Linked DNA regions of Homo sapiens: region 1 is linked to region 2. The links are chromatin loops, found by intact Hi-C in ENCODE. Cell type or tissue: dorsolateral prefrontal cortex. All regions are shown on one strand. Links, peaks and the distances in the headings refer to the core of each region. The heading gives the core; the rest is flanking DNA.

Region 1 (15,432 bases), core at 4,697-12,696, 71 kb after region 2:
CAGGCTTGATTCAGCTTTCCCTGTGTGTATCCCAAATTCTAGAAAGAGACACAGTCTGTCTGATGCAGCTTGGATAGTTATCCACTCTTGGCCAATCACTCACCGAAGGCTTTGTGGTGAGTGTTATTTATCTAAGTCTGCTCAGGCTGTCATAACAAGATACTACAGACTGGGTGGCTCAAACAACAGAAATTTATTTCTCACAGTTCTGGAGGCTGGAAAATCCAAGATTAAAGTGGTAGCAGATTTGGTGTCTGGGGAGGGCTCTTTTTCTAGCTTGTTGATGGCCTCCTTCTCGCCGAGTCCTCCCAGGGTGGAGAAAGAGACAGTGAGCTGGTGTCTCTTCTTACAAGGACACTATTCTGTCAGATCAGAGACCCACCCTTAGGACCGCATTTAACCTTAATTACTTCCTTACGGGTTCTGTCTCCAAATAACAGTCACATTCGAGATCAGCGCTTCAACATATTAATTGTAGAGGGGCACAATTCAGTCCATAGTAGTCATGTAGGATAACATGGCTGCTGGGATCCACTCTTGGGCCTTGGGAATAGAATGGATCTCATTGGCTCCCCCAGAAGGAGACCAGTGCAGATGAAAAGGCTGAATACCCTGCCAAGACAATGTCCTGTGCCAGATTAGAATCTAAACCTCATTGTCGAACTCAAACACATTGCACTTGGGGTGAATAGTCCTGCTGTGCGTGTGTGTATCCATATACGAGATGTGTGCATATATACACATATGTACAGGCATATATATACATATATGTATGTATGCACATGTCTGTCTGTGTGTATGTAATTAGAGAGGACTTTCTGGAAAAGGAATGTTTGAGGGTGGCCTTGGGTTCCTGTTGGCTGTGAACACACTCCTAATGAGCTGCCCTGTGTCTCAGTTTACACATGGTATTTGAAATTGAGTCTAAATTCCCATTTCTTGTACTTTCTGAGGAGCAGTCAAGAAAGAGCCAGATTTACAGTTTGCCAGTCTCTTAGCTCTATGTTCCAAAGGAATTAAGTCACTCTTCTTGACAGTGGCCTTAAAATAGGGTTTTAATAAAATGAAAAGAGGAGCAGTGGAGCCACCCACCCCTGTCACCTGTGGCTAAATGGATATACGGGCGCCAGGCTGCTACGGGAGCCTTTTGTGGTGTCACCTCCAGTGCCAGTGGGATACGTGCCGCAACAGAGACCAGATGATGAATATATTTTTAAACTTGGAACCCATGAACCACTTATTATTTCTGAATTAGGAATCAAAACATATGAATAATTTCAACAGGGTTTCAGCAGATGTATTCTGCTTTTAAGGTCACTCTGCTTTGCGGAGATGGTCGGGGGTAATGGGGAGTGAAGTCCAGCCTGATTCTCTTTGTGACTCTTAGGACATCTGTGTCATGTTTGCTCAATTTAGCAGTCACCGTAAGTGTGATGCGAGGCCCTCATTGCGGGGTCAGGGTAACTTATGGAAGCAAACAGCCTTCTTTATTTTTTAATACATCACTGTCACCTGCGCTTATGCCAGGGGTTATTAGAAGAAGAGGGGCTCTGGGTGGCCATGTGTTCATGGCTATGATGACTGAAAAGGCCACAGCATGCAACAGAGTCCTCAGATTTACCCCCAAATGCTTCTCCCACCCTCTATTCTCTCTTAGCATCTCTCCCTGAACCTCTTTCGCCAACCCCCTACCAAACAAGGTCCAGAATTGAGGTGTTCTGGAATTCCAGCCTTGCTAAGCTCTGGGATTAAGGCCAGTCATTTGGAAAGGGGATGGGGGAAGAGGCAAAAACAAAACAAAAAAAAAAACCAAAAAAAAAAAAAAACAAAAACAAAACAAAAAAAACCAACTGAACATTAACCCTTTGGGTCCATAGCACTGAGAAGACCTCACCATTTCGGCCACTGGCAAATCAGCATCTCTTGGCCATATCCCTGAAACCTGAGCTTCATGTACCAGAAGGAGACAGTTAAGCCAAGTCAGGCTGATGAAAATCTCTCCGTTCTAATGACTGTGCAGGGTACACCTGTTCCAGCCTCTCACTTGCTCTCATTGTCAGTTGGACGCAGGTATTGAATGACCACTGAGTGTGGAGTGCAGCACGAGGGTGCTGTGGAGGAGGAGAGTTCATGAGCAAGAAGAGAAGCAGTCTCTTGACCTCAGGAAGCTTGCACTGTGTTTGGGGAGGCATGGTCATGCTCACTCTCTTGCTCTCCCAGCACAAAGGGAGTGGGCTAAAGGGTGGGAGGGAGGCAGATAGTTACTGGGCCTGACCCTCTTCTCGGGGTCAGCCACAGATCCCAGATCCTTTACCTTCCTCATCTGCCTGTTTTCCTTTATAGTTCTATTGGAGTTAAAAAAAAAATGACAGCAGTGTCAGTAACACACACTCATTTTAACAAGAGAGGCAGTACAAAGATATCTATAAAGAATTAACAGTATTCCTTATTTGCTCTCCATTTCAGCTCTCCTCTAGGGAAATGAATGTGCTTTATTTTTATGAAATAATTTCAAGCTTACAGAAAAGTTTCAAGAATAATACAGAGAGCACCCATATCACCTTACCCATTTGGAGTTTACTGATTTTTAATAGTTTGCCCCACTGGTTTCCTTCCTGATCTATGTAACCGTAGAGCAGCCTTTTGAGGTAGGAGACAGGTGGTATTATCTTTTTGTGTGTTAGAGGTGAGAAAGCTGTGGCCCATGGAGTTGAGGAGTGTGCCCAAGGTTATCTAACTATCCGACAACAGGTTTCCCACACAAATTCCACATGATGTCATTCTTGTTTTCATTTTTGTCTTTCCTTGTAGGACTTTTTTTTTTTTCATCGAGCCTGCAGAAGGGGCCTGTCTTGCCTTCACAAGGAGGAGATGGTTGCAGGAAAGTAGGAGGTGAAAGGTGTCCTCCAAGTCTCCTCCCCCAGATCAGTCGGACCTCCTGGCCTCCTTTGGTTTTCCCTCTAGGGCAGAAGCGGTGCTGGCTGGAGGGGGTCCAGGTGCTGTTTGTTGCAGGAGCGCCATCTTGCTTTAGACCTTTTTCGTTTCAGACAGCTAGAGGAGGTCTTTTACGGTCCTACTTGACCCCCATAAAGGAAGTTCACTCCACAATACGCATCTCTTTTCACATGAAGAGGCAACAGAGGGAACAAAAGGAGCAAAGCAGCCTTCTCCTGAAGAGGTGAAAATATCACTGCCTTTTGGAGCCAGATCTGGGTTTGCACACTCCAACTCTTGGAGTGATGTGTCCTTATTTGTAAAAGGAGAGTTCTGGAGTACATTGGGAAGCAAGTCATCAGTCATATCCACAGCCTCCTGCTCCTGTTAAATGTGTCCTCCTAGATGGAAAGGTTGGAACAAGCTGTGCCCCATAGGTTCTGCCATTTTTAGGATCTTTCTGGCACTGAGACTTTTGCTTCTGTGATCTCTCATTGGAATCCATTTCTTTTGCCCAGGCGTGGATAATGCTTTTGTCTAATGCCAGCTCTGCCCCATCTGGTCTTAAAACGAGGTGAATCTGCTGCTCTGTATTGAAATATGTGATCTAGAAGGAGCCATAAAATAGGAACCTTAATAACTCTTTCTCTCTGTTTCATTATCCATGCAGTTTTCCTGGCAGCTGTCCATTCCGGCCTCATTCCCACCTCTGGGACATGTCAAGTTATTGAGGTGGTACTGGCTGTGGGTGACTATAGATCTGGGCCAGCCTGTTCAACTGGGTCTTCTGGGGTTGGTCCTGGGTAGAGCTGGGTGGATGTAGTCTAAAACAGAGAAGGTAGTGAGGCCCTTCACATCCATTTTAAGGAAGCTGAGTATTGTTGTTGAGAGTGGCCCTGGCATTGTCTTCATCAAGAATGGGGTTAGGGATCCGGCTGCAGTGACACTGGTGAGGTGAGAGGTTGAAGGGATGGTCAGACATTACTGTCTCTTGAGCGAGGTTCTGAAAGTCTATTCCTTGGAGACTTTCACAAACTGGAGGGAGACCCTGTGTGTCCTTGGCTGAAACTAGAGGCCCAGGTCACATGACCTTGGGAGAGAAGCCACTCATGGCCTGAGGACCCAGTGAGCTCCTTGACCTACGAGGGGCCATCCTGATTTCTCCACTTCCCAGTCAACTCTAGAATGGAGTCTCTGCCTGACGAAATTGTGGTTATTTTGAAATCAGCTTGTCATGTTCCTTGATTGTTTTGGGTGTAATAGTCTCTTCTCCGCAGCAGGTTGTAAGCATCTTGAAGGCCAGGACCTTGTCCTTTCTTCTTTCATTGGAGCAGAGGTTAGGGAATGCTGGCTTCTGGACCCAGCCTTGGACCCCAGGGTTAGCACTCCCTGGCTCTTGCAGTTCCCCCTTGCCCCCCAACTCCACTATTCCCCTGGATCACAGAGCTTGGTGACAGCAGTGTAGCCCCTTCATCTCAGCGTGATGGTGGGAGGGGGTCGTATGCATTTTCAAAGCCTTTCCTGTGTGATGTGCCCTCCTGGTGCAGCTTCTCTCATGAGAATCCCCAGCCTAGACGTCTCTTCTCTTCCATTGCAGATCAAGGGTTCTCAAAGTGACCTGCTGAGCCACGTGCATTGGACTCCCATGGTGTGCGTGTGAAAATTCCTCAGCCCACACGGATGGGCCAGAATCAGAATTCCTGGAGTGGGAGCAGAACTCTGTATTAAATAAGCCCCCTCAGATAATTCCAATGTACACTAAAGTTAGAGAACCACTGTAATGGTCTGATGTCCCTCACACTCCCCACCCCAGTACACACACACACATGCATGCATACACACATACACACTCTGTTAAATGGCTGCTTCTGCTGTTGCTAAGAATACTTTGCTTTTCAGGTGCTTGTGGATGGGTAGGAGGCAGTGCCTGATTTTGAGCTCTTGACTAGGAATTGCGTCAATAGTTAGAGGAGGGAAGGATCAGAAAGGGGACCTCAGAATGGGGTTATTTAGGGGCTGGGGAGTCAGAAGAACTCAGAAAGGGGCCTACTGCATTGCTGGTGAAGCCTGAATCTTCCATCCACTGTTAGCACATGGCTATGCAGACTCTGATTCCCATCTGATGCCATATGTGCTTCCTCCACAGTCCGGGAGAGGAGCTTTGGGTCATGTGATTAGCCTTTTGCCCTGGACAGCGCACCTAAGCTCAGCACATGTCTTGGGATGGAGCTGCAGAATCTTGGTGCCGTCTCCCCCTTGGAAGGCTAGAGTCTTGGCACTGAGAGGAAGTCCTTCCTCCATCCCCAGCCTCCTGACTCCATTGCTAGCGACTCCCAGCAAGTTAAGAAAGATTCAGTGGGAAGGGTATAGGGCTGGGAGTTGTCTGGATCTAAGCCTTTCTTGCTCAGTTTGATAGACTTTGGAAAATCTCTGTCTCTCTGGGAACTCAGTCTCGTCTGGTCCCTGGCTTTAGCACAGTGTGTCCACCATTGCAGCCATGGGCGAGAAGCCACTAGAGCTATGTCTCTTCCTTAGGAGAGCCTGGGGGGGATCCCAAGGTGTTGGTGGTTTGGAAGGGCAGTGACCCTGCATGACCAGGATCCATTTGCCCAGGCACCTGCTCTCTGCCAGCCTGAACACCCGGGAGCACCTCCCGGATACGACAGCCACCCACTACTTCTGCATGGCCGTGGCCACATGGGCACAGTGGGGTGAAGTGAAGATCTCAGACTCTGGAGTCAGACAGTCTGGGGTTTGAATCCGAGCTCCAACACTTCTAGCTGTAGGATCTTAGGCAAATTGCTTAAACATCTGACCTTTAGTTTTTTTCACCTGCGAAATGGCGGGTAAAAACTGCGACTAGCTCCTAGGGTGTGTTATGGGATGCAGTGAGGTGAAGCCAATAAAACCCTTATTAGCACCTGGCACACAGTAAGCACTTCATGAGGGTTAGCTGTGCTTGTTGTTCCTGGGTGTGTTTGGAGGAGACTTGTAATCTTGTAAAGTGAAGTTCAGGTCCTCAGAGACAAGTGGTGTCTGGCTGTGGGTTCTGGCCATTGAAGGCCTGGGTGGTTTAGAAGGGTTTTAAGTTAGTGCCTTCCCTAGAGGTGGGCACACGTCTGTCACCTGCCCCTGATGTGCTATTTATCCTGCCAAGCCCTGGGGCACTGAAGCAGCCCAGAGGCGGCTACTGCAAACACCAGGGAGAGATAGAGTCTCCAAGACCCCAAATAGAGTTTGCAGGACCTCTTGAGCTCTGGAGCAAGAAGGAAAGGGACAGAGACAGGCCCCAGTGTCAGTGGCGGGTTGGGAGGGAGCAGAGCACAGCTCCCCATGTGCGTTCAGGTGCCCAGAATCTGTTTGGCCACTTTCATCTGGGTCTGCGTGGGTGGGGGCGTGTGGTAGCCCAGAACCCACTTGGCACCAGGTACAATTTTGTCTTCAGCTCCAGTGGCTACTTTTCTCTCCTTTGCTTCACTTTGAAAATAGTCAGCAAAATCCTTATTTCCATAAGCATTTTTCTGGCTGTAAAAAGCTGAATCCCAAACCTGTTATTATAGCTGTTCATGCTATTTTAATCTGCTCTGTTTAGAGGTGAGAGGGTAGCAGTGACTCTGCAATTACTGAGTACATTTGATCCGTGGCGCAGCCACCGGAGCCGGCAGAGAACCCTTGGAGTAGGATGGTGTCGTGTGTGGCAAATCACTTTCAAATTTACTAAAACGATGCCCCTTTGCAGCCATGCAGATATCATAATTTTCCTCCCCAAGGCTTGTTGAAATGCCCATTTGCTTCCTGCCTTACGCAGGCTCCCAGCACGCGCCCCTTGGCCCACCTGCCTATTCCCTTTCATTCTTTGTCTTGGCCAGATTCTGTCTGGTCTCTCTTGCCCTCCGCCCCTTTTTCTTCTTCCTCCCTCTTCATTTCCTGCTCAGAAATATTTTATATTCTACTGACTGGCATGCTTGTGAAACCATTTTCCATTTGCCATGGTCAGAAGAAAAATAGTTAGCATTTTAAATCTACCAACTATTTCACATTTAAACAAGCTGGCAAGCCGCAATGACGCTGCGCCTCCTACATACAGTAATTGTTGCATCCCTAGGCTCCCTTTTCTATCTCTGTTCCTATTTCATTCATTTTTCTATTTGCAGCCAGCACAGAATATGGGCTTCTCCCCCCTCCTTCTCTCCTGCGGCCCGCTTTCTATCCAGTGACCTTGGCTTCTCTGAGTGCCGCACCGTAAATGAAATGTGGCATTGCCACATGTATCTTGATAAAATATATCAGTGGATGAATTGATTTTCATATTGATTTCCTTGGACGAGCAAGGTGTGTGTGGAAATCAAGTGTCTCTTAATGATAGTCCTAGAGAGAGACAGGATGCCCAGGGAGGAGCAGGCTTTGTTTTTCTTTCACTTACGAAAAGTTTCTGCTTGTTAGCTTGGGAGGGAGGCCTGTTTGCTTTGAAGGCACACTCTCTTTCTGGGGGTAAACAGCAAATGTCCCAAGGGTGTGTCCTGATCCCTGAGAAGACTGCATCATCCAGGTGACCGCCTAGAGCCTTAGGGAATGTATCCCTCTGGACTCCGCCAGCTGCATTGTCTTTGGAGAGAGCTGAAAAACTCTCAAGGCATGTTGGAGGCCCTTGTGCACCCTGCAGGGTGGAGGGTCTTGGCTGGAGAGTGGCCTTCTCCCTGGCCACTTCCACTTTCATATTTCAGGTTAGTTGAGACGTGGCACTTGTGAATCTAGGACTGATGCTGTGCCCCAAGGGCATGACTGTGTATAATTCATAAGTGTCAGCATCGATGGCTGGCTGTGTATGGGCATGTGTGCTTGCGAGCACACGCATCTACAAATATGTATGAGCTTTGTATATGGGTTGGCTATGAATGTGGGTAGGCAGCAGTCCCTAGGCTTGCAGTGGCTTTTATTAGCGAGCTCTGGACAACCAAAAAGACAGCATCCAGTGAGGTGATCAAAACTTCATTTCATCTCCTCTGCAGTTGCTTTCCCAATTCACTCTCCCAACTGCTCCTAAATAAAATAGATGCTTTCAGCTGAGAGTTGAATTTCTTTATGAGGCTAAGTAAGCGTGGCTTAAGGTGATACTGTGCATGTGTGTGTATGCGCATGTAAAGAAAATGAAACAGTTAACTGGAATATTCAGGATAGAGCGATGATAATTCATTACATTTTCTGGCTAACTGAGGCTTAACTGGAAAATCCTTTTAGTTCAAGCACTGCTGAAATGCTTTGCAAAACAGACTAGGATATTTTCCTGCTTTTGTAAGTAGAAGGTAGTGAGGTAATTGCATCCTTTGATGTTTCATGATCTTGCAGCACACGAGGGCCGGTATTTTGGTTATCATTTGTGATTGCACAGTGGCATACAGGAGATGGAGAACTAGCTTGGATTCATGTTTACCCTTTGATGGTGGTTCTCAATGGGGGACAATTTCGTCCTCCAGGGCACATTTGGCAGTGCCTGAGACATGTTTGCTTGTCACAACCTAAGAGGTTGTTTACTGATGTGTAGTGGGTAGAGGCTGGGGCTGTTTCTGAATTTCCTATCGTGAACAGGACAGTCTCCTTCTCCTGCTCCCCCACCCCACTACAAAGAATTATTTGGTCCAAAATGCCAATAGTGCTGAGGCTGAGAAACCCTTTCAAAATTTTTGTCCCAAAATTTTTACTAAATTCTTGCACATAAAATCTTTTGTTTTCTCTGTTTTTTTCTTTTTAAGGGTCAGGTGCTGGAAACGTTCTGAATAATTGAAACTTCGAATTCATTGACGTTTATTGTTCCACAGAACAAATAGGGAAGCCTGCCAGTTTGCAGATAGGCAGGCCTGTCCCCAGATGGCCCTCCAGTGAATGCCCAAATTCATTCAGTTATTTAGGGCCATTAAAAACCATGAGGGCCACACTAGCTTTAAGTTGAGCTAGGCAGAATAAACAATCCGAGAGGGGGGACATAGCTCCCCCCCTTTTTTTCATTGCAGTTCAAACTAAAATGCTCAGAGACTTCCGGTAGCACTTTCTAATGATGCAGGGTTTATTCTGCTTACCGCGGGTCAGAGACAATCTGACGATGACAGACTTAGAACTGCTTTCAGAATGTGTAAACATGTTCATTGGTTTGAATGGCTCTAAGTGAGTCTTCGGCAGAATCTGTCTGGTTTTGGTATGATATATGTATCTTGGGGAAAATGGGGAGATTTTGCATGCTCTGTATCTTTGACTTTCTTTGAGAAAATACTTGGGAGTCAATGAGTTCACATACCAAAAAAGCCTTATGCAGAATCTAACTGGGTGTGTGTGAAAGGGGGAGCGGCGGAAGTTAGGAAGACTGAAGGACCTCCTTTATGACAGTAAAAAAAAAATCTTTTAAACTTAATTTCAAATGAAACTTTAATGTCAAATGTTCTGGAACTGTCACACATCATTTTGTTAACCTATACCTATTAGGTATAGGTATAGGTCTAGAATGCTGTACAAGACGGGTTAAATGAAGTCTGTGTGTGTCTGGTGAATGCATATGAGTAGTTAGAGATACACCATTCAATACTTGATTTATTTGTGCAGGTTACCTATCATGGTAACCTCTGGCAGGGGCTCATTATTTCATATAAACTAAAAAGGAAAAAACTATGCCTGCAAGACTGATTGATTTTCTGAATCACTCACAAAGGGCAGCCATGCAGCCCAAACACACTTCATCTCTCAAGTTTTATTTTAGCCTTTTGCCTTACAATGTCTGTCAGTAGGGACAATGGTAGCACCAGAGGCCTGGGGGTAGAGTCGGAGGGATGAAGTTCCGCTGCCCTCTAGCTGTGTGACCTTAGACAAGTTGCTTACCCTCCCTGAGCCTCCATCCTGCCCCCTCGCAAGCTTGTTTTCAGGATAAAGGGATGGGAAAGCCCTGTGTAAATTGCCAAGAGCTGAGTAAATATAAAGTGCTCTGGATATTGTTCCATTGTTAAGCAACGGCAATACCATTTATAAACCAGGTTTTGAGTCCATCTCGAGCATTGTTCATGAGAGGGGCCGGAGCCTCCCGGCAGGCACTCCTTTAAGAGCTGTTATCACGGATTACTCCATCTGCTGCTTGCTAGCCGAAATGCTAAATGGAGTTGTGGGTGTACCTGGGGTCTTTCTTGTTACAGTATAGACTCTGAGGGGGTCTAGATGTGTCTCCCCTCCTTTCTCTGAGATAGAAGTGTATTTATAGCCTGGTGTAAGTACAATCAGAAGGTTCCTATAAAACTCTGTTATTACTGCAGTACAAAGTTAGAAATGCTTGAGGTTTCGGCTTCTTGGCTCTTCCATGCGGCAATGAATATTTTATGGGAAAGGAAATACTTAGTGTCTGACTCTTTTTATAGTGCAGCTACTCACAGTGCTGGTAACCTTCCAAATCTCGCCAAAATCAAAATTGCTGCCTGTCCATCTCTCTACTCCCTTCTTCACAAAATTGACTGGTGTCCTGCCTCGCTGAGGTGTCCAGACTCTCTTGGTGGACGGGTCCATTTACAAAATGTGGGGGGTGCAGTTTTCAATCCTAGTGAATGCCCTAAACCAGAGGCGTTGGCTCCTCCCCAGCCCTGCCCCACCCCTGGCACCTTGTGGTGCTGGTCAGCCCCAGCAGGGCCTGCTGGCAGAGTGCCCACTGGATCTTCCATTGAAGGTCTCCATCTGCCTTTTCTGCCATGCCCCTTTCCTGCATGCCCACTAGCCGCTGAGTGGAGGTGGCCCAACCTCTCCAAAGTTCACTCTGATCTTGGAATTCAAAAAGCAACAGGTGAGTTTGAGGTCCAACAGGCCCCTGAGGGGCTTTTAAATTTTAAGGCTTGAGCTTCGGCTGAAGCCCTGGCACAGAGCAGTCATCGGGCTGGTAAGATTTCCCTCTCAGGTCCTCTTCCTGTGGTCCCTTTAGTGACCCCACGCATAAGGCAGGAAAATTGGGCCTCAGTGGTCTTGGCCCTGGTTTACTAGATCAGGGACTTTAAGTAGAGGAAATGGGTCTCCTGGCAGGTCAGCATCCATGGAAATTGCTCCCCTGGTGGCCCAAGGGCATTGTGGCACAGGTGTTCCACTGGGTTGGCCCCATGGTCCTCAGAGACCTATTACGACTATAGCAGGACCGCAGACTAGGCTGATGGCCAGATTACAGTGTCAAAGAACACCTTTCTCAGGCAGCTATCCCTCATGGATCTCCTTAGAGGCCCCCACAGGCTAGTGAAATGTTGACATCTCCCATGGAGGTGGGCTCAGTGGCCTCGTCTTTTTACCAGTACCCAAAAAGCCCAGAGTGGAGAGCTTGGCAGGTGTGAAGTGTGGCTCCTGAGATGCACGGGAGCACAGCTGGTTGTGTCTCAACACTGGATCGTGACAGTTTTTCTTAGCATGGGCAGGGCTGTGAAAAATGCTTAACATAATCTGAATGTGGGCTCCACACTTAATTTAGTAGGACTCTGCGAGCTCACCAGCATCATTGCATTTGCCTTCTGCTCTGCCCCTGGTGTTTGTCTTGGCGCCAAAGTAGGTAAAGGGAAAAAATGATTTGCAAACCTCTGGCAGCTTTGGTTTGATCTCCCAACTCTGGTTGCATTGCTGCCAAACAGAGCTGTATTTTCACATGACAGCTTCGTACTGGGCCTTTTCTTTCTTTCTTTCTTTTTTCTTTTGTACTTTTTGGTATCCAAACTTGGTGGTAGCAGAAGGCAAGGTGGGGAATAGAGAGCTTTTGGTATCACAGGCTTAGAAGCTCATTTGTCTCTTAAGATGTGAGGGTAAGGAAAGGGCTAGTTATTATTTTTGATAAATGGGAATGGGGTCAGCCAATGGCTTACTGGAGAAACTAGATATAGCCCTTTATACTTAGGACTGACCACACAGTTGAAATTAATTAGCACAGTTGAAGTAATTAGCACAGTTAAAATTTAGGGTTCCTATGACCATGAAGTTGATGGGTGGGAGATAGGTAAGGCTCGAAGAACTGAAAATCCTCAAATGTGCTAAAAGCTTCATTATTGGTCCTTATTCATATTTTAACTCACCCTCCTCATCTGTGAAGTCATTTTTTTTAAACAATGAAAATGGATAAAAGAAATGGAACCAGAGAGAGAAGCAAGAGAGAAAAACTTTAATTAAGTGCCTATTGTATGATAGACACTGCTGTGTTCTTTTAAATAAATACCTTTCAGATTAATTCCAAAGCTAAGATTTAGCAATTCCCTGGTTCTGGGATTATTTGGCCCTAGGATCAGATAAGCCACCAGTATTCACTGAGTCATTCAGACTCCAGAGTTGCGCCAGATCCCATGGAAGATGCAAGAATGCATATAGGCTGTAGTTCCTTCTCTTGGGGGTTGAGATCACACAGCTGTATACCCATGTGTGCACACACAGAGACAGATACAGCTAGTGGATCATGCCGGGGGGAACTATACATTCCAGTGCTCCAGAAATTCCTGGCATACTGTGCCTGGGGTATTAGGAAGGTGACTTGTGAGTCCCTCCGTGGGACACTCCACCTCCTTATGGCAGCTTGTGGCTGCCATGATGAAATGAAACACCCACTCCTGAAGATGTACAATTTGTGAGTGTGGTAGACAAAATAGTGACTCCCTAAAGATGTCATCCTAGTCTCTGTAACCCATGAGTATGTTAGATTACATGGCAAAGGAATGACTTAAGGCTATTTACCAGCTGAGTTTAAGATAGAGAAATTATGCTGGGTTATCCACCTGGGTCCATTGTAACCAACATAACCTCAACGGTCTTTAAATGTGGAAGAGGGAGGCAGAAGAGTCAGTGTCAGTGTCAGAGTCAGAGGAGGAGTGAGCCATGGGCCCAGGAATGAGAGCAGCCTCTAGACACTGAACAAGGTAGGGGGACAGTCTCTCCTTGACCCTCCAGAAGCCACAAAGCCCTGCCAGCACCTTGATTTTAGCCTAGCGAGACCCATTTTGAACTCCTTCCCTACAGAACTATAAGATACATTTGTGCCATTTTAAGCCACTCAGTTTATCGTAATTTGTTATGGCAACAAAAGGGAACTAATATAGTGAGGCAGAAGAAATCTGAGTGGCTCATCCTTGGGCAAATGGGAGCCAGTGCTGATCCTTTTACTGTTCTCGGGTGCTCTTGCAACAGGAAGTGACTTGCAGAAGTCCTTTTTTATCTGAAATGCCAGGGAGGATGGACTCTTATTCAGCCTAGCTTCTATTCAGCTCAAAGGAAAGAACATCTGCCTTTTTCCCACATCTTCTCTGTACCCCTCACTTCCTTCTTGTGGGGGAGATTCCTTTTCTTCGGTGAGTTCCCTTTGCGGTGTGGAATCTCGTGGCAAGGGCTCTGAGTAAAGGAGGAGGGTTGCATGGAATGCCATTGAATTCATTAGGCTTGGACTCTAGCAGGAATGTTGCCTGGGGTGCTGATGTCCTTCTCAACCTTCCTTTGCTGGAGTCCTTCTTGTAACTTGTCTTCCTTTTGTGAACAACCTGGGTGTAGTTTTTAAAATAAGCGAATTCTCCTAGAAGTGTTAAAAATGAGCCTTCAAGTACTATCTCGGCATTTTGCAAAGGTTAAAGCCCCCACTGTTTGGGGGCTGAGGGTGCTCTATGGGGGGCCACCCAAAAGCAACTGTGGAAACAGAGTCTGGCTTCAGTCTCTCCAGATGTTGTGCACATAAGGGAGGGACTCTTGAGCTCATAGATCACAGATCTGTCCACAGGCTGTCAGTAGGAAAGAGCATCTTATTTTACAGATGGGGAAACTGAGGCCTAGAGAGCATAAGTGGTTCATGCAAGATCTTACAGAGAGTTTGTGAGAGTCTGAGAGCTGTTCCCCCTACTATTGCAACATTTGGAATGTTCTGAGGTTCTTACCTTCTATTATCAGTTTGAGGGCTGTAGATGAGTTGTGGTAGCTACAGAGATGAGCTTTCCAGTGTGCCCCCACCAAGAGATGAATGAAAGTCATCATCGGGCAGATCACTGCCTACTAAAAGGGGTGGGTTTTTTTGGGGGGAGGTTTTACTCTTCGTCACAGAACTTGAGAATATTTCTACTGAGGATGACTTTGTCTTTGGGGCTTCCATTTTATTTTTAAGATTCAAGTGTAGTTTTAACTGCAGGGCATTAGCTCCCTTGTAGGTCACCTCGTGCTGTCTCTGGGGTTTATGACTGAGCTCTCATTCCTTAGTCACATGTCCTATACTCACACTTCCTATCCCATTTTCCTGCCTCACCAAGATCACCACAATGATCCCAGGTTCTATATAGCATTTCTTTTCTGGAGGTCTTTAAAAATATTCTGGGAGATCTGTCTGGAATGCTTGAGTACATTCATTTATTCCTGTATGCATAGAGGGCCCAGGGACCTCCCAGGCTCTCTGAGCCCTCTGATTCTTAGAGGGTTAAACTATTATGGAAACAGACATTGCATCTGTGTCTTCTCTTGTTTCCTGCATGCAGCAGTGACCTTTGGAGTACATTGTTCAGGAGACCGACCCTTTTCTACCATTTGAAGTCTGCTATTCTCATCTCTCTACCAAAAGAGAAACTAAACTTCATTGTCGTGATTAAGGTCACAGCCAACAGCAGTTAAAGAAGCCGTTGGTCTTCCCACTCATACCGCTGCCCTCTCCCTAGCTCTCAGGAGGAAGAGCTCTCCAAAATGGAAGTGTCTTGGGAAAGAAATGGAAGTGGAAAGAGAAAGATGAAAAGGCCACCAATGGCACTTCCCGTGTCTCAGCCTCACCAGAGAAGGAACTTGGCCACACACTGGTTGGGTATACCAAAGTGACACAATGTGGATGTTCCAGTGGCAATTAAGTATTTATATGACTAGACTTGAGGAGTTCCAGGCCATGACACTTCCAAATCCTTCCAGCCCGCTTGTGGAGAGAGGCCCGGAGGCTTCCAGCGAGACAATTAGAGTGTGAATTAGATTGTGTCTTCTGGAAGGGAGATGAAGTTACCTGCCTACTCTATTACAGTTTATTTCATTAAGGTTGACCATGCCCTTTTTTTTGGGCAGAGGGAATAGGATGGATTCTCTGGAGAAAACAGTGTAGCAAGGCAATGGAGAAATGTCCACACTGGAGTAAGGGGCTTTCTGGGACCTGGATGGAGTCTCCTTCCTCCCCTAGGGAATAGGACAGAGGTGGGAAAGGTGCTGCCTGACTGCTCTGTGCACATCTGCATGTTGGTGATGAGTGTGGCCAGCCCCATGCTGTGCATCGGTGAGAGGACCGCTCAGGCAGGTGTTGCTGTGCTGGCAGCTTCTTAGGAAGGCAAGGAGCAAGGCGTGGGCTGTGGGGCCCTTGGGGCAGAGCCTGTCATGGAGTGGGATGAAAGGGTGCACGGGACCTGTTGGCAGCCCCAGCGGCCAGGCTCTGTTCCCAAGCTGGAGAGAGAGGCAAGTGGTGAGGGAGGGCAGGAGGACCAGTCATGGGTTTAATGCAAAATGACAGTTACGGGGGTT
Region 2 (15,432 bases), core at 3,914-11,913:
ATCCTGGCCCTGACGTCTTTCATTGCTCAGCTTCTAAGATAGCTCTATGCTCATGGGGTCAAGTCACAGGAAAGAAAAGGGAATGTGGAGTTCCACTTGGGAGTTTTTATGGGCCAGTCCTGGAAGCGGCACAGAGGATTTCTGCTCACAATCTATTGGCCAGAACTCAATCACATGGCCTGCACCTAACTGCAAGTTAAGCCAGAAAAATGTAGGTGTGCCCAGGAAGAAGTTTGGGGAACAGCTAGCCAGTCTCTGCCACACCTGGTAACAGCAGAGTGAATCTGTCAGTACTCGTGCCTAATGCGTGTCTCATATGCTAGTGCTGGATTCAGTCAGCAGTCCTATATCCGCTGGGGTCCCTAGGAGGGGTCAGATGCTCTCCTCTTTGCCCTGAACTGGTTAGCTACTTCGGACTGGGATGACAAGGCCATTGTGAGAGTGATAAGCAATGTGATTCAAACAAATTCATTTCACTTCAATTCAATGCAGGTTTTTTTTTTTTTTTTGAGACGGGCTGTCATGCTGTTGCCAACCCTGGAGAGCAGTGGCGCCATTACGGCTCACTGCAGCCTCCTGGGCTCAAGCAATTCTCCCTCCTCAGCTTCCCAAGTAGCTGGGACTACAGGTGCATGCCACCATGTTCAGCTCATTTATTTTTTATTTTTTTGTAGACAGGAGGTCTCACTATGTTACCCAGGCTGCTGTCCAAGTCCTGGACTCACGTGATTCTCCCGCCTCAGCCTCCCAAAATGCTGGGATTACAGGCGTAAGCCACCATGCCCAGACAATTTAATAAATATTTATTAAAACTTCTAGGATATTGAGAAAAGCTTGGTTCTAGGCCACTGGGGAAGACATCAACTGAAACAGCCCAGTTATACTCTCAATTAGCTGTATACAATTAAATTCACAGATATCCTCAACCCTTATCCATATCCCATTCATCTTTCAAAGGTTGGTGAAAACCTCATAGCACAAAGAATTCTGCCCTAAATGTTTGAATACAGAATGGTCCCCTCTCTCCCTAATTCCTAAAATATTTGGTCTCTATGTTCATTCATTCATTCATGCATGCATGCTTTCAGTTAGTTCATCGACAAACATTTACATCTACTCTGTTTGACAGTGTGCTAGGCTCTGGGGCTTGGGAGTGGAAATACTAAATTGAACAAGACTGAGGCCTTGCCTTCCAGAAACTCACAAAGGAGTGGGTGGTCAGAATGCACATGACTCAGTCAGATATAAGGCAGATGGTGGTAAATACTATGATAAATGTTCAGATAGTGCTAAGGGGCTTATGGAGAATGGGAGAAATTAAATCTGACTCAAGGGTGGGTGGAGAAGATTACATCCAAGATCCAGCAATGACTTCCAGAAGAGACAAATGAACCTGGCCTGGCAAGGGAGGCAGAGTCAAAGTGTCTGGCTCAAAGCCCACCACAGCCTTGGCTCACAGGCATCTCCCGGTCTTCCACTCACTCAGTCCTTTCAGGGAAAGGCACTGAGCTTTTCTCAAGGGAGAACTCCAAAGACGTCTTTCATTTCATCTTACAAATCCACACAAATTTGCAATTCCACTCCACAAGATACGAGCATTTGTCTTGCTATAATTTTAATATGATTGGCATAAATTACCTGTTATCAAGTAAAATAGTTTCTTCTTATGGCTTGTGTGCCCCTGACATACCACTGCTATTTGAAAAGAGGCTTCTCCAGAAACTCAGTGTCTGAGAGTACGTGACTGGAAGGTGAGTGTTTGCTTACCCCTTGCGTTTTCTCCCTGTCAGGATAAATGGAATATTCTGCTTTAAGGACCCTAAGTCTGGCAATATCATGTTTTGTGAACAGCCAACACAGTAACTATGGTTGAGGCCTGTATTCGATGAATGAGGTTTTCATATGCTTCTTTCACATCAGGAGAGAGAGAGAGAAAAAAAAATAATAAACTTGGTAGAGGACGTGGAGTTGTATTTCTGGACTATGGTGGCACCTCTAAGGAGCATGGTTTTCCTTTTGCATGGCTTTGTCCATTACTATAACACTCCTGTTATAAAATAGCTGCCGTGGATTGAAATCCATAATGTTAACTCAAAAGTTAAGCAGTCCGCTATTAAACAGCATAAGAAACTGTTACCTATCCCCTCTTCCTGGCCCCCCAACAAAGAAACAGCAAACTGTTAAAAAAGCCCATGTCTCCCCATGAGGACTTGGGGTTAATTTTCAGCATGGTGTCTGGGGATTCATCTGTGGGACTCCTATTACCCATAATAGGACTCATGCTGCTTCATTTCATGCACACGATATGGAAAATGCACCCTTCCCTAGTGATGAAATTTTAGTTTTGAAATTGAGGCTAGCTTTTGCAGAACAAAGCAGATTCCCAGAAACACCAAAAACTATTCAATGTTGGCCTAGAGCCTGTGTGTCCGTGCTTAGGTGAGTATGTGTATCTGAAAGGGAGAAAATGCCTTCCTCTAAGTGCGTATGCCCCTCTCAAAGACAATATTCAAATATCATGCCCGATAGCTGACAGCGGTCAATGGTTGCTATGCTTCATCCCAAAGCTTTGTTAGGAACCCCATAAAACCTGGCACATGGTTTGTGACACCCAGTGAAACACCGTGCTTCTTCCATAATATCCTGAGCCCTGCTGCCTGTCATTAAGGGACCTCTCTTATTAAGCATCTCTTTTTTAAATGGCTGCCATCATCTGGTCCCAGTGTACATTAAATCCCATTATAATTATAAACACACTTCCCCATAACATTCGTTGCAGATCTCATCCTCAGTGCCTACCCCCTTAGGGCATCTTTGCACTAATAACAACTCAGATTTGCTATCTGAGTTGACAACATTAGGTCCCAACACCATTTGCAATATGCTGGGGAAAGAGACAGAGAGAGAAGAAAAAGCTTTTTCTTCCTTAATCACGAAGATCTTGGGGTCACAGTGACCCAAGGCCTCAGGAGCTAAAAAAAAAAAATCCCTCCTCCTACCCTTTTGAAAAGTCACTCTCTACTCTACAGATGAGGGAAGGGCATACTTGGCACCTGGGAGAGAAACTCAAGTTTGTAAACACCACTAACCAGGTCTCTGTTGGTTGGGGCGGTGATGGTGGTGGTAGTGGTGGGGTGGGGGATGAGGGATGATGGCAATCACTAATCAAAGAAGCTGTCTTATTTGGTTTGCTGAGCCTCAACTAACCGGAATGCATACATCACCTGATTCTTTCCCCCTCTGCTTTTTGGAGGGGGCATCTAAGGACATAATGTAAAAGAATTAAAATTTAAAAACAAAAACAAAATGTCAACATATGCAGGAGTAAATTCCACTCTGCCTAATTTTTTTTTTTTTTTGAAATGAGATCTTGTTCTGTCACCCAGGCTGGAGGGCAGTGGTGCAATCTCAGCTCACTGCAGCCACCACCTCCCAGGTTCAAGCGATTCTCCCGCCTCAGCCCCCTAAGTAGCTGGTATTACAGGCACGTGCCACCACGCCTGGCTAATTTTTGTATTTTTAGTAGAGATAGGGTTTCACCATGTTGGCCAGGCTGGTCTCAAACTCCTGACCTCAAGTGATCCGCCTGCCTCGGCCTCCTAAAGTGCTGGGAGTACAGGCATGAGCCACTGCGCCCAGCCTACTCTGCCCAATTGTTGACATCACCTACAGCTCTATAGTAGATGTCTGGAATGATGATCTGAAGGACTGTAAGACTGTAAGATTTTTTGACTCCAGAAATGGACACAATAGGCTTGCGGTGTCTTCCCCTAACAGTCCCTGGCAGGGTAAAGGTCTGATGCCCTGGTACGTTCCCCAGTGGCAATCTGGAGTTCTCAACTGCAGAGAATACTTTTCCTCTACTCAGGGGCGTCACTACCTGCATCTCTCCCTGAACATGCTTCATTTTCCACTCATCACAAGTTTTTGGGGAAATGCAAAGTGGCATCTTCTCCCCAAAAGGTAGGGATCTTTGATTTTTTTAATCACGATAGAAAAGTTTACTTTGAAATAAAAAAATTAAATATATGTTCCAAATTAAGAGTTGGAACTTAAAGAGTTGCAACATTCCATTCATACTCAGATACTCAAAACACCACTGTATTCTTCTTCCTATCTCTTTAGTTGAAGTTTTTTTTTGTAATTCAAAGCCCCCTCCCCAATTTCTGCCTGAGATTCTGAGGGAGGAGGAAAAGTGTAAGATCCTGGGGGATCTAAGTCTCTTTACCTGGTGACCAAGCTGAGAACCATTTGGTCCTCAGCTTGGCTGGCTGCTGCACAGATCTTGGCCTCAGCAGAGTAAGAGAAGAAGGAAAATTAAAAGCCCTTGCTTCCTTCATCTATTTCACTAGAGGCTACATAATCTAGAAGTTAAGAGCATGAGCTTTGCAGTCAGAATGGTCTGATTTAAAGTTTCAGCTCTGATGTTTAATAGATCTACAGTCTGCAGTAAGGCACTTAATCTCTCTGAACCTCAGTTTTCATGTCCACAGAAATTGGGAAAATAATAGCACCTGCATTAATAGGATTGTTATGTGGATTAAATAAAACAACATAGGTAATGTGTTGAGTTTCGTAGTCAGTGCTCAGAATGAGTTATTATTTTCGCTGTCTCCTTCCTGTATGATCTCTTAGAACTGCTATACCCTCCTGTTCCACTAACTGAGCTCTGAAAGGCTGCCAGTGGTGGGAGGTACATGGGTAAAGAGGGAGATGAGGGAGTAAGATTTAGCAATGGAATTCCATGCAAAGGCCAGCTCATCTATTCCTCTGTCTCTAGCATGATCTCCCCCTAAGATTGAGATCTCCTGTATTTTTAGAACTGATACCCAGGTTTCCCTTAAAAGACGCTTCAAGAAAAAATGTAAAAGAAAAATCACTCTAAATACACGAACATGAGAGAGACAGAAAGAGAGCGGGCATGTGCGCGCGAGAGAGATTGAGTATTCTCTTGTAATTTTCCATCCTGCTTGTTTTTAGGTGCTGCCATATGAAATCTCTGAACTGAGGATTCTCATCAGCCTTCCCAGGACCCAAGGACATAGCTCTGGCTATAAATGGTGCCAGTTTTGGTGGGGGAGCTGCTGCTGCTTTATCTGGGCCCAATAAACCTTATCAAACTGCTGTGCAGCCAGCCTTCAGCGCTAAGTGGAAATGCTTGGAGCCCAATGCTGGCATTCAGCCCACAGCCTCGCCTGCCTTCTTCCTTTTTGTTACCTTCTCCACCTCTTAAATTCAGGCATTAATCTCTCTTTAACACTTACTAACAAGGGCTGGGCTTTTAATGGGCAGCGTTTATGAAGCAAGGGAGATTTTCACATAGAGTGAATATGGCACGGGGGTGGGGAGGCCAGGGCCATAGAGGATTGTGCTTTCTCTCCCATTGTTTCCAGAGATTCTCTCTTTCTCTGATTTGAGGATTAATAGGAGATTAGGATCAGGGGTTAATTGTGTGCTTCTCCTGCTACTGCACTGAGGAGAGGCTGGTAGGTGGATGTGGACAGCAAAGCGGAAACCTCCAGCAGGCACTATCTAGGCAGAAGCTCAACAAGTGTAGTGATTCTTTCTTCTGTTTCCCTGGTGAGGCACCAGGAGGGTCTTTTCTCCTCTCCTTACATCCCTCCACTCTTGCTCTCCTTGCAGCCCAGTTCTTTCCTAACTTTCTTTAAATCCCTTTCCTCTAACAGGGTGTATAGACCTTAGTTAGAAAAACAGGTAGTCTCTAAATGGGATTGCTCTTTATTGTTAATGAAATGAATACCCAGGGACTGGGCTTCCCCTCCGCTTGCCCTGGGTTTGATGTGGTTGTATCCCGTGCTATCAGAGGAGCCCTTCCTTCACTCAAGTGTGTTCCCCTGCCCAGCTCTCTCCGCAGACTCCTGCTGGGCTGAGCTTTCCCTGCTCTTAAGAGTCAGGAGTGGCTCTTGCTGGGATGGAATGACCCGTCTTTGGGGCTGCCTCATGAGCGGCTCTTGTGAACCCGGATCAGTTCCGATGTGTAAACTCTACCGCCTGGCCTTCAGCGAACAGATACAGATTTCTGCCACCTTCCATGACCCTACAGTTCATGGGACTGGGTCTGGGGCAGTGCCAGAGGCACGCATGGAGGTGTGATTCTAGGTGAGTCCTGCGGAAAACCTCTGGCCCACCCGTGAGTCACGGACAGAACATGCAGACTCAGGCCTTGGTGACATAAGCTCCGCATTGCTAAAACCGCGTGACCTCGAGGGCTGACTGGCCTGAGAACCCTGGATGGCGCTCTCGGCCACCCCCACCTCCCACCCCAACCTCCTGGGCTTCGGTCAGAATCCACAGCCCGTGCCCGAAGAGCGCTTCCCGCCTCTGGCACCCTACCTTCGCTCAGCTCCAGGGAAAAGGGGAGAGGGCAGCTTTCTGCAGTCAGAGGAAGAGTACATTTTCTTTGGCTGCTCTACCCTCTGAAGTAGGGCGGCCAGCTGAAGGAGGACACACTTTTGAGGGGCCCAGAGGTTGTCCAAGCTTCCCCCTGCCCCCTGAAGACTGTGCACTGAGCTGGGCGCAGTTCTCGGGAACTGTTTCCACCCAGATTGCTGGGGGGCGGGGGGGTAGGATGAGGGCAGAGCCGAGAGGCTGTCCAAGGTTTGGGAGAGAGAAAAGTTTCTCCCAGGACTCGACCTTGGCCTCCAGCAATCGCGACAGCTAAAAACGGGTGTCTCGCTTCGACAATAGATCCCCGCGGACCTTCTGGCACCTGGTTCACTAGCGCCCGCGAACTCTGCCTCGGGAGACTTATTGAAATCCGGATGCTCAAGCCGGGAGGCGCGCAGTAACCAGGAGGATGAGAGGGCCGGGTTTGGGCTAGGAAAGCGGCCTTTTAAAACAGATGTCAGGGGGACTGCAGCCCCGAGCCATGAGAAAAAAGTTAAAGGCGAGATGACACGCACTGAATTGGGGCAAACATTGGAAGAGGAGACAAAACTGCGTGCTTGAGCACCGGGGTGCGGGGAGGGGGGGACAAAACCCGTATCCAGTGCAAATTAAAATCTTGGGAGTAGGTGGGGGCTGCTGCGCGCCCTTCACCCTCAGTTCCCCTATTAAGGATTCTGAGTCCCCATGCACTCCTGTCCTCTGGCTCCTTCCTTCCTCTCCGCTCGGCCGGTGAGAGGCGGCCGCCGGCGCCCCAGCAGCAGCTAGATGTCAGGCGAAGCCCGGAGCGCGGAGCGCGGGGAAGGGAGGGGAAGGGAGGGGAGGGGAAAGGAGGGGTGGGGCGGGGAGCGCGCGCGGGCTCGGCCAGTGCGGGGTGGTGGGCGGGCTGAGCCCGGGGACGGCGCGGGAGGGGGGAGGGAAGGGGGGCAGCTGTGGGCAGGGAGCCGGGCTCGGCCGCCAGCACTAAAGATGGAGAGGCGCCGGGGCCTTGCAGGGGAGGGGGCTCGGCGTTGACGTGGGACGCGGCGGAGGCGCAGCAGCCGGTGGTGATTTGCTAACCTCGCAGCAGAGAGGAGTTGAGGGCGATGAGAGCGGGTACTGCGAACTGCCGGGCGATGCTGTCGCTGCCGCCGTGATACGGAGAGCAACAGTTCCCCAGCAACACCCCTCCCCGACACAGGCACACACCCCCCGACAGGCACGCACACCCACCCCACAGTGCCCGGCTCGGCTGCGGTGAGTGAGGGGCCGGGAAGAGGCGCACCGCCCAGCGAGCGCCGCGCGCCGGGGCTTCCCGGGGCTGGAGAGGTCTGGGGGGCGCGCGCTCGCTTCGGCCACTCGGCCGCTGGGCTTGTGCCTTTTTTATTTGGCGTGTTCCCTTCCTGCCGCTGCAGCCGTCGCCGCCACCGGTTGGGGGTCGGCTAGAAGGGGGAGCCCCGGCTGTCAGCCTGGGCGCAGCTGCCTCCCCAGCCCTTCCTCTTCAGGGCACGGTCGGGGTGAGAGGTGGGGGGCGTAGCGGTGTGCGGGGGCTGAGGGCGTGAGCAGAGGGGTCGGGGATCCGGAGGCTTTGTACCGCCAGGGGCTGGCGGAGCAACAGAGCCCGTGGGTGCTCTTATGTATGCGGACCGGTGCGCGGGCGCAAGATAAGGTTGTGGTTTATTTATTTGTGTGTTTATTCGCCGGCCGGCTGGGAAGCTAGAATCGGAGGAGCTGACGAGTAGATCTGGGGGCGGAGGGGAGCAGGACTGGGACTGCTTACGTTTTGTTTCTCTTTGAGAAAACGTGGTGGGCTTTTTCTTGATTGGACTTGATCCCCACCCCCCTTTTGCAGGGGAGGGAGGGAAGCTCCAGAGGGTCTGCAGCGCTGCGGGCCCTCCTCGGCTCTCGGCGGGACCGGCGGTGACACCGGAGCTCGCCGTGCGCTCCCGGCCGCTCTCGGTGGGTGCCGGTCTCTGCACCTGATGCGTTCGGGATGCCTTTCCCACCCTGGCGCGCCCGCCGCTAGCTCGCACAGCGCCTCGCACACTCCCGCACGCGCTTGAAATGCGCACGGTCCCGCCGGCCCGCGGAACCACCCGGACGCACGGAGCGCTCCGCACCGACTCGCTCGCCGCCTCCCCGAGACGCTCGCACCGTGCTTGGGCCGGGCGCGCTGGCCGCTGGCGCCGCTGGCCAGAGGCCTGGGACCCAGCCGGTCGCTCCCAGGGGGTCACGGCCCTGGGTCGGAGAGGGAGGGCGGGCAGACCCCTTCTCGCCTTTCCTCCCACAACTCGCTGCGGGGCTTTTGTGCTTCCCCTTCGCCGCGGGGCGGGTCCGCCTCCCCTGCCGCTCTCGCCGCGGAGTCCAGCCCGCCCGGACTGTCGCCGTTCCTCCCCGTCTCTTTCGCTTTCCCTCGTCCCTAGCTCAGCTCTCCTTCTTTCAGGAGTCTAGCTCCTCGGGAAAAGTTGCTTCCCCAAGTTTGCTGAAGTCGTCTCCAAGTCTCGGTGGGGGTCGCTGGGAACTGGGGGGGTGTGAGAGCGCGGTCGATCCCCGGAGCTCGGGCGGGTTATCGCCGGCTCTTCCCCGCGCCGCCTGGCTGGACGCTGCAGCCAGCGCCAGCCGGATCGCGGGCGCCGAGCGGCGGGTGGGGGAGACGGCTGCCCGTGGGCGCCCAGATTTCCCTCAGGACCCAAAAGGCTTGTTTCAGGGCGCCAAGCTTCCATTCTTTTGGCTGTTCCCTCCTAGTTCTCAGAAACCCCGATGTCTGCGGGAAAGCACGCGGTGGCTCGGCTCGGCTGAATGCTCATCCCAACCTTGACGGCCTCCGTCCCCACCCCGGGGCGGGCAGCAAAAATGTCTTGACCAGCCGTCCTGTGAATCCTTTCTGCGTGAGCTTGGTGGCTCCTGAACTGATAGAGCTCCTTCTGGGGGTGGAGGCAAGCAAGCAGTGTTCGAAGAGTGAGGGAGAGACCTTGCTGTTCCTTGCTCTCAGTGCATTCACTGCAATATTGGTCGCTGTAAGACAGACACGGGGAGGGTCCTGGGCCTGCGCGGTCTTTCTAACACTCCTGTAAGCGAGGTTTGGAGTCTAGGAGCCCTCTTATTGATCCCGAACAGGCTCTGGGAGAGGCCTTTGTTTCCCAGCCCTGTCTTCCCTTCGTACTGGTTGTAACTCACACCACAGGTGCTGGTGCCAATATCACTTCCAGCGCCTCTGAGCCATGTCCAGCATCCCTTGCTGCCCCTGGTCACAGGACTTGCAGACTCCTTGGAGCCTGTGGGACACACGTGGAGTTCACACACCCAGCCCAGCATGAGCACTCCTGGCTGTAGGGGACCATATTTAACTATGGTCTCTCTCCATACCTTAATGACCCATCCTTCTTCGTTTTTTAGATCCTCCTGTCCACCGGGCAGTTGTGGGCAGGAGGGTAGGTACGACACCTTACGTAAGTGTGTGTGTGTAAACACACACACACTTTTTTTTTTTTTTCTGAGACGGAGTTTTGCTCCTGTTGCCCAGGCTGGAGTGCAGTGGCACAATCTCGGCTCACGGCAACCTCCGCCTCCCGGTTTCAAGTGATTCTCCTGCCTCAGCCTCCCGAGTAGCTGGGATTACAGGCGGGTGCCACCGCGCCTGGCTAATTTTGTATTTTTTGTAGAGACGGGGCTTCTCCATGTTGGTCAGGCTGGTCTCGAACTCCCGACCTCAGGTGATCCGCCTGCCTGGGCCTCCCAAAGTGCTGGGATTAGAGGCGTGAGCCACCGCGCCCTGCCCCACACACTCTTTCTGTCTGTCTCTGGCTGGTGTACATACACACAGTTCAGATTTTATATTATACATACAATAACTTTGAGGCTTCCGTGGGTAGAAATGACCCAAGTTAGTGTGTGGGTTGTGTGTGTTCCTGTTAGTACCTAGGGATGGGGACAGGCCTTGGGTCTGCCAGTGCTTTGCAGCCCTGAGAACAGTAGAAGGCCAGAGGCCAAGGCTGATGGTGAGAGGATAGCCTTTGCGGAGGAGAGCCCAGTGTCCATAGATTTCTGTGGCCATGGCTACAGGCTCCTGGCCTCCAATGAGTTTGACTCTGCTTCTGGGGCTCCTGTAGTGAGGCAGAGTTTGGAAAAACTGTTTAAAGATAAGGCTTGACATCCAGGGGGCTGGCGTGAAGCTGACAAGGAAGGGGCTAAAGTCTTGCTAATTTTAAGTAAGTGCACTTCATCATAATGAATGTTGGCCTTGCCTAGGGAGCCCCTACTCTCAGACACAGAGAAAGCTGAGGACTTATAGGACTTCACTACAATTTTCATTTCACTTCATCTAACAGATGTCATAGAGTAGTGAATTAGGCATCTGCTGTGGCAGAACCTTCTTTTTACTCTCAGCATCCCTGGCTTGAAAGGCAGATTTGTAGATTTCTAGGAAGCTACTTCAATTAAAATCTCTAAGATCCTCTTGCTAAGGGCTTGGCAACAGGGAGGAGGGGGCATGTTGTAGTGGTTGAATTCTTACTTTTAGGGACACTGATGAATTTGTCTTTTGTTCTCTCATCTCTTTTGCTTCTTCCCCTCTTCTTTCTCCTAGCCTCCTCTATTGGCCCAGGAAGCCCACCCAGCCCCGCCACGCAGAGCCCAGAAGGAAAGAAAGCCTCATGCCTGAGCCGAGGGGAGCACCATGGATCTGACAAAAATGGGCATGATCCAGCTGCAGAACCCTAGCCACCCCACGGGGCTACTGTGCAAGGCCAACCAGATGCGGCTGGCCGGGACTTTGTGCGATGTGGTCATCATGGTGGACAGCCAGGAGTTCCACGCCCACCGGACGGTGCTGGCCTGCACCAGCAAGATGTTTGAGATCCTCTTCCACCGCAATAGTCAACACTATACTTTGGACTTCCTCTCGCCAAAGACCTTCCAGCAGATTCTGGAGTATGCATATACAGCCACGCTGCAAGCCAAGGCGGAGGACCTGGATGACCTGCTGTATGCGGCCGAGATCCTGGAGATCGAGTACCTGGAGGAACAGTGCCTGAAGATGCTGGAGACCATCCAGGCCTCAGACGACAATGACACGGAGGCCACCATGGCCGATGGCGGGGCCGAGGAAGAAGAGGACCGCAAGGCTCGGTACCTCAAGAACATCTTCATCTCGAAGCATTCCAGCGAGGAGAGTGGGTATGCCAGTGTGGCTGGACAGAGCCTCCCTGGGCCCATGGTGGACCAGAGCCCTTCAGTCTCCACTTCATTTGGTCTTTCAGCCATGAGTCCCACCAAGGCTGCAGTGGACAGTTTGATGACCATAGGACAGTCTCTCCTGCAGGGAACTCTTCAGCCACCTGCAGGGCCCGAGGAGCCAACTCTGGCTGGGGGTGGGCGGCACCCTGGGGTGGCTGAGGTGAAGACGGAGATGATGCAGGTGGATGAGGTGCCCAGCCAGGACAGCCCTGGGGCAGCCGAGTCCAGCATCTCAGGAGGGATGGGGGACAAGGTTGAGGAAAGAGGCAAAGAGGGGCCTGGGACCCCGACTCGAAGCAGCGTCATCACCAGTGCTAGGGAGCTACACTATGGGCGAGAGGAGAGTGCCGAGCAGGTGCCACCCCCAGCTGAGGCTGGCCAGGCCCCCACTGGCCGACCTGAGCACCCAGCACCCCCGCCTGAGAAGCATCTGGGCATCTACTCCGTGTTGCCCAACCACAAGGCTGACGCTGTATTGAGCATGCCGTCTTCCGTGACCTCTGGCCTCCACGTGCAGCCTGCCCTGGCTGTCTCCATGGACTTCAGCACCTATGGGGGGCTGCTGCCCCAGGGCTTCATCCAGAGGGAGCTGTTCAGCAAGCTGGGGGAGCTGGCTGTGGGCATGAAGTCAGAGAGCCGGACCATCGGAGAGCAGTGCAGCGTGTGTGGGGTCGAGCTTCCTGATAACGAGGCTGTGGAGCAGCACAGGTAGGCCCCGCTCCAGCCCCGCACCTGATGTAGGACTTGAGGCCCTCACACCCCTCCTTCACACCCTGGCTGCTCCCAAGTTAGGGGCCTGGCTCCCCTGTCTTGGCAATTTGTGAAAAAACCAGAACACTTCTTCTAAAGTTCTGGCGGGGAGGGGAGCAGGTTTTTTAAAGTGTAGTGAGGGGGCCTAGGATCTTTCCAAAAAGCACCAGGGGACACTCATGGGCGCAGCTTCTTAATAGGCCCTTCCCTTTGTTTTTTGCTTTTGGGCCCCTGTTTGTTTTTTCGGCTGTTTGGTCTGTTCTCCTTTGCTTGGAGTGACTGATAAAATGGAGAGAAGGAGAAAAGGAGTGGGATGAGGGTCTCTTGGGCCCTGCATCTGACCATGTTACTAGGTTTCAGGTCCTCGGGTTCCCATGCAGTGGTCCCTGTGAAGACAGCCTGTCCCTTTCTGCAGCTTGGGAGAATGGGAGGGTCTGGGGGCTGCTTAAGCCACAAGAGCAGCTGCAGGTTCTGAACCTTATTCCTGGTGAAAGTTAATCTCCTTGCTCTGTCTCCCTTCTCATTCTCTGATCCTGCACATGCATTTAGGGGGAATTGATTTAAATGCAAGGGGAAAGGATGGGTATAAGAGTCTTGGTCTTGCAGCCTGTGAAGTCTCATTCTTATCCCATCTCTGCTCACACTGAACTAAATGCCGCTTCAGGCTAGCATTGGCTTCCCTCCGGCTTCCGTTTCCTTCTCTATGAAATAACCATTCATTGAGCTCTTATGACATGTTTGGTTCAGTACTAAGCACTTTCCATGAGTTGCATTTTCATTACAACAGCCCTTTGAGATAGGTAATGTCCTTCTTTTTTTTTTGGATGTGAAGTTTCGCTCTCCTTGCCCAGGCTGGAGTGCAATGGTGTGATCTCTGCTCACCGCAACCTCTGCATCCCGGGTTAAGGTGATTCTCCTGCCTCAGCCTCCCGAGTAGCTCGGATTACAGGCACGCACCACCATACCTGGCTAATTTTGAATTTTTAGTAGAGACGGGCTTTCACCGTGTTGGTCAGGATGGTCTCGAACTCCCGACCTCAGGTGATCGGCCTGCTTCGGCCTCCCAAAGTGCTGGATTACAGGTATGAGCCACCGTGTCCAGCTGGTAATGTCCTTCTTTTACATGGAACAATACTAAGGCTCAGATGTCAAGTCTCTTTTCTAGGGTCACATAGATAGTAAGAGGCAGAGCTGGATTCAAATTTAGGTCCTTACCCCCTGGTACTTTGCTGCCTCTTGGAGTCACTTAGACTTGAAGAGGATCATGTCTATGGAACAGAGCGTTTTGAAGATTGCTTATAGGAAGTGGAGTAAATAACAGGGGGGATAAGTAGCGAGTTTGTTTTTTTTTTCCTTGCTTCTGTCATAAACCACGTGCCCATCATTTTATCCTCTAGTTTCTGGGTCAGATGAATGGAGTCAAGAAATCCAGCTTTCTGTTGTCATTGACGACAGCATTTGGCTGCATACCCTGTGGTCTGCTGTTTTGCTGATCTTGGGTGGATTCTCCACTTCCTCCCCCTTCACCCCCATTCCCCTGTTGCTCGTTCAGGTACGGGGGATGTGAGTGAGAGGGGTTGGGGTGGGGATATCTGGAAGTTGATCTCATCACCCCTAGCCGGAATCTGCTCTGACCCTGCCTCCTCGACAGCTCAGAGGCTTAACTTGTGGAAAGTGTGGCAGAGCTAAACGTAGCCGACTTTTTCCAGTGGGTGCGAAAAATAACCGCCACTAAGGTGTGTCTTCTTGATGCTTGTACCGCTCAGAAATAGACTGAGGTTGTGTTTGTTTTTGCTCAAACTTTCCTAAAGAGGAAACCCGCTCCCCAAAGTTGACCAGATAGATGTATCATCTTTCCGGATGTGAATTATTTCGGCTGTGTGCTATGAGAACTGGGTATGGTGGGAAGTAATTGTTTTTCTGGCTCTCATCAGGTCCTGGTTCCTGGTTGCTTTTCTTTACCCGAGAGGGCCACAAAAGATACCACTCTCCTGAGACTTCCAAGTTCCCCTTCAGCAAGACCCTCATTCCTCTGGGGAGAGAGGGAGAGTTGGCCATGTTATATTCGAAAGAGCCTGGGTATTGGAATTGGCCATATTTAGTGGTGAGAGCCTGTGATACTTATTTAACCTTTCTGGGCCTTGTTTCACTCACTACATTTTTTTTTTTTTTTTTTTTTGAGACGGAGTCTCGCTCTGTCACCGGGCTGGAGTGCAATGGCGTGATCTCAGCTCACTGCAGTCTCCACCTCCCGGGTTCAAGCGATTCTCCTGCCTCAGCCTCCTGAGTAGCTGGGACTACAGGCACCTGTCACCCCGCCCAGCTAATTTTTTGTATTTTTAGTAGAGACAGGGTTTCACCATGTTGGCCAGAATGGTCTCGATCTCTTGACCTTGCGATCCATCCACCTCGGCCTCCCAAAGTGCTGGGATTACAGCTGTGAGCCACCCCGCCCGGCCTTCACTCACTTCTTAAAATGGAGACGGTCAACAGGGTTGGTGCTGAATTAATGAAGTAAGATCCAGAAATCACTAGAGCTGTGATGGGCACATAGTCACCGCAGCGGTGGAGAACTGACCATCTGTCCCTTGTGTTGTTTAGGCCTCATCTCTGCATGGTCCTCATTGGCTCTGAGTTCTAGTGTGTAGTGTCCACAGTGCCACCCTCCATGAGGGTTGTGTTGACTGTGAGGTGGTGCAGAGAATGTCCCTGTCCTTGTGAGCATATGACAGCAAGACACTGGCCCTGGAATCCTCCGTGTCACATGTGGGCTGCTGACAGGAAGAATGTGCTTTTGTTGTTGTTGTTGTTGTTGAGGCAGAGTCTTACTCTGTCGCCCAGGCTGCAGTGCAGTGGCATGATCTTGGCTCACTGCAACCTCTACTTCCCGGGTTCAAGTGATTCTCCTGCCTCAGCCTCCTGAGCAGCTGGGACTACAGATGTGTACCACCATGCCCGACTAATTTTTGTATTTTTAGTAGAGATGGGGTTTCACCATGTTGGTCAGGCTGGCCTGGAACTCCTGGCCTTAAGTGATCCACCTGTCTCGGCCTCCCATAGTGC

What was found. Hi-C counts contacts between places; a loop is a spot of excess contacts. Peaks named below come from ENCODE experiments on the same cell type or tissue, not always from the same donor. Only the 100,000 strongest peaks of a DNase experiment are listed, where the experiment ranks them.
Region 1: it touches region 2 in a loop (2.6-fold over the local background); 17 of 110 quality-filtered maps call a loop at or near these places.

What each region holds. Positions count from the first base shown.
Region 1 is chr11:114,122,747-114,138,178 of GRCh38, forward strand. All of the region lies in intron 2 of ZBTB16 (zinc finger and BTB domain containing 16), which reads left to right. Among named protein-coding and RNA genes, the nearest start is that of ZBTB16, 71 kb to the left of the region's middle. In dorsolateral prefrontal cortex, for the core only: a CTCF peak has its summit at 8,101; DNase peaks (open chromatin) are centred at 7,048 and 8,794; H3K4me3 peaks cover 2,772 bases; H3K27ac peaks cover 8,000 bases.
Region 2 is chr11:114,052,242-114,067,673 of GRCh38, forward strand. It overlaps ZBTB16 (zinc finger and BTB domain containing 16), which reads left to right and starts at 7,470. Exons shown (of 7, transcript NM_006006.6): 1 at 7,470-7,641; 2 at 10,970-12,327. The coding sequence starts at 11,060. RefSeq lists a silencer at 7,026-7,320. In dorsolateral prefrontal cortex, for the core only: CTCF peaks have their summits at 7,158 and 7,411; DNase peaks (open chromatin) are centred at 6,770, 7,340, 8,060, 8,410 and 2 weaker places; H3K4me3 peaks cover 6,229 bases; H3K27ac peaks cover 7,083 bases.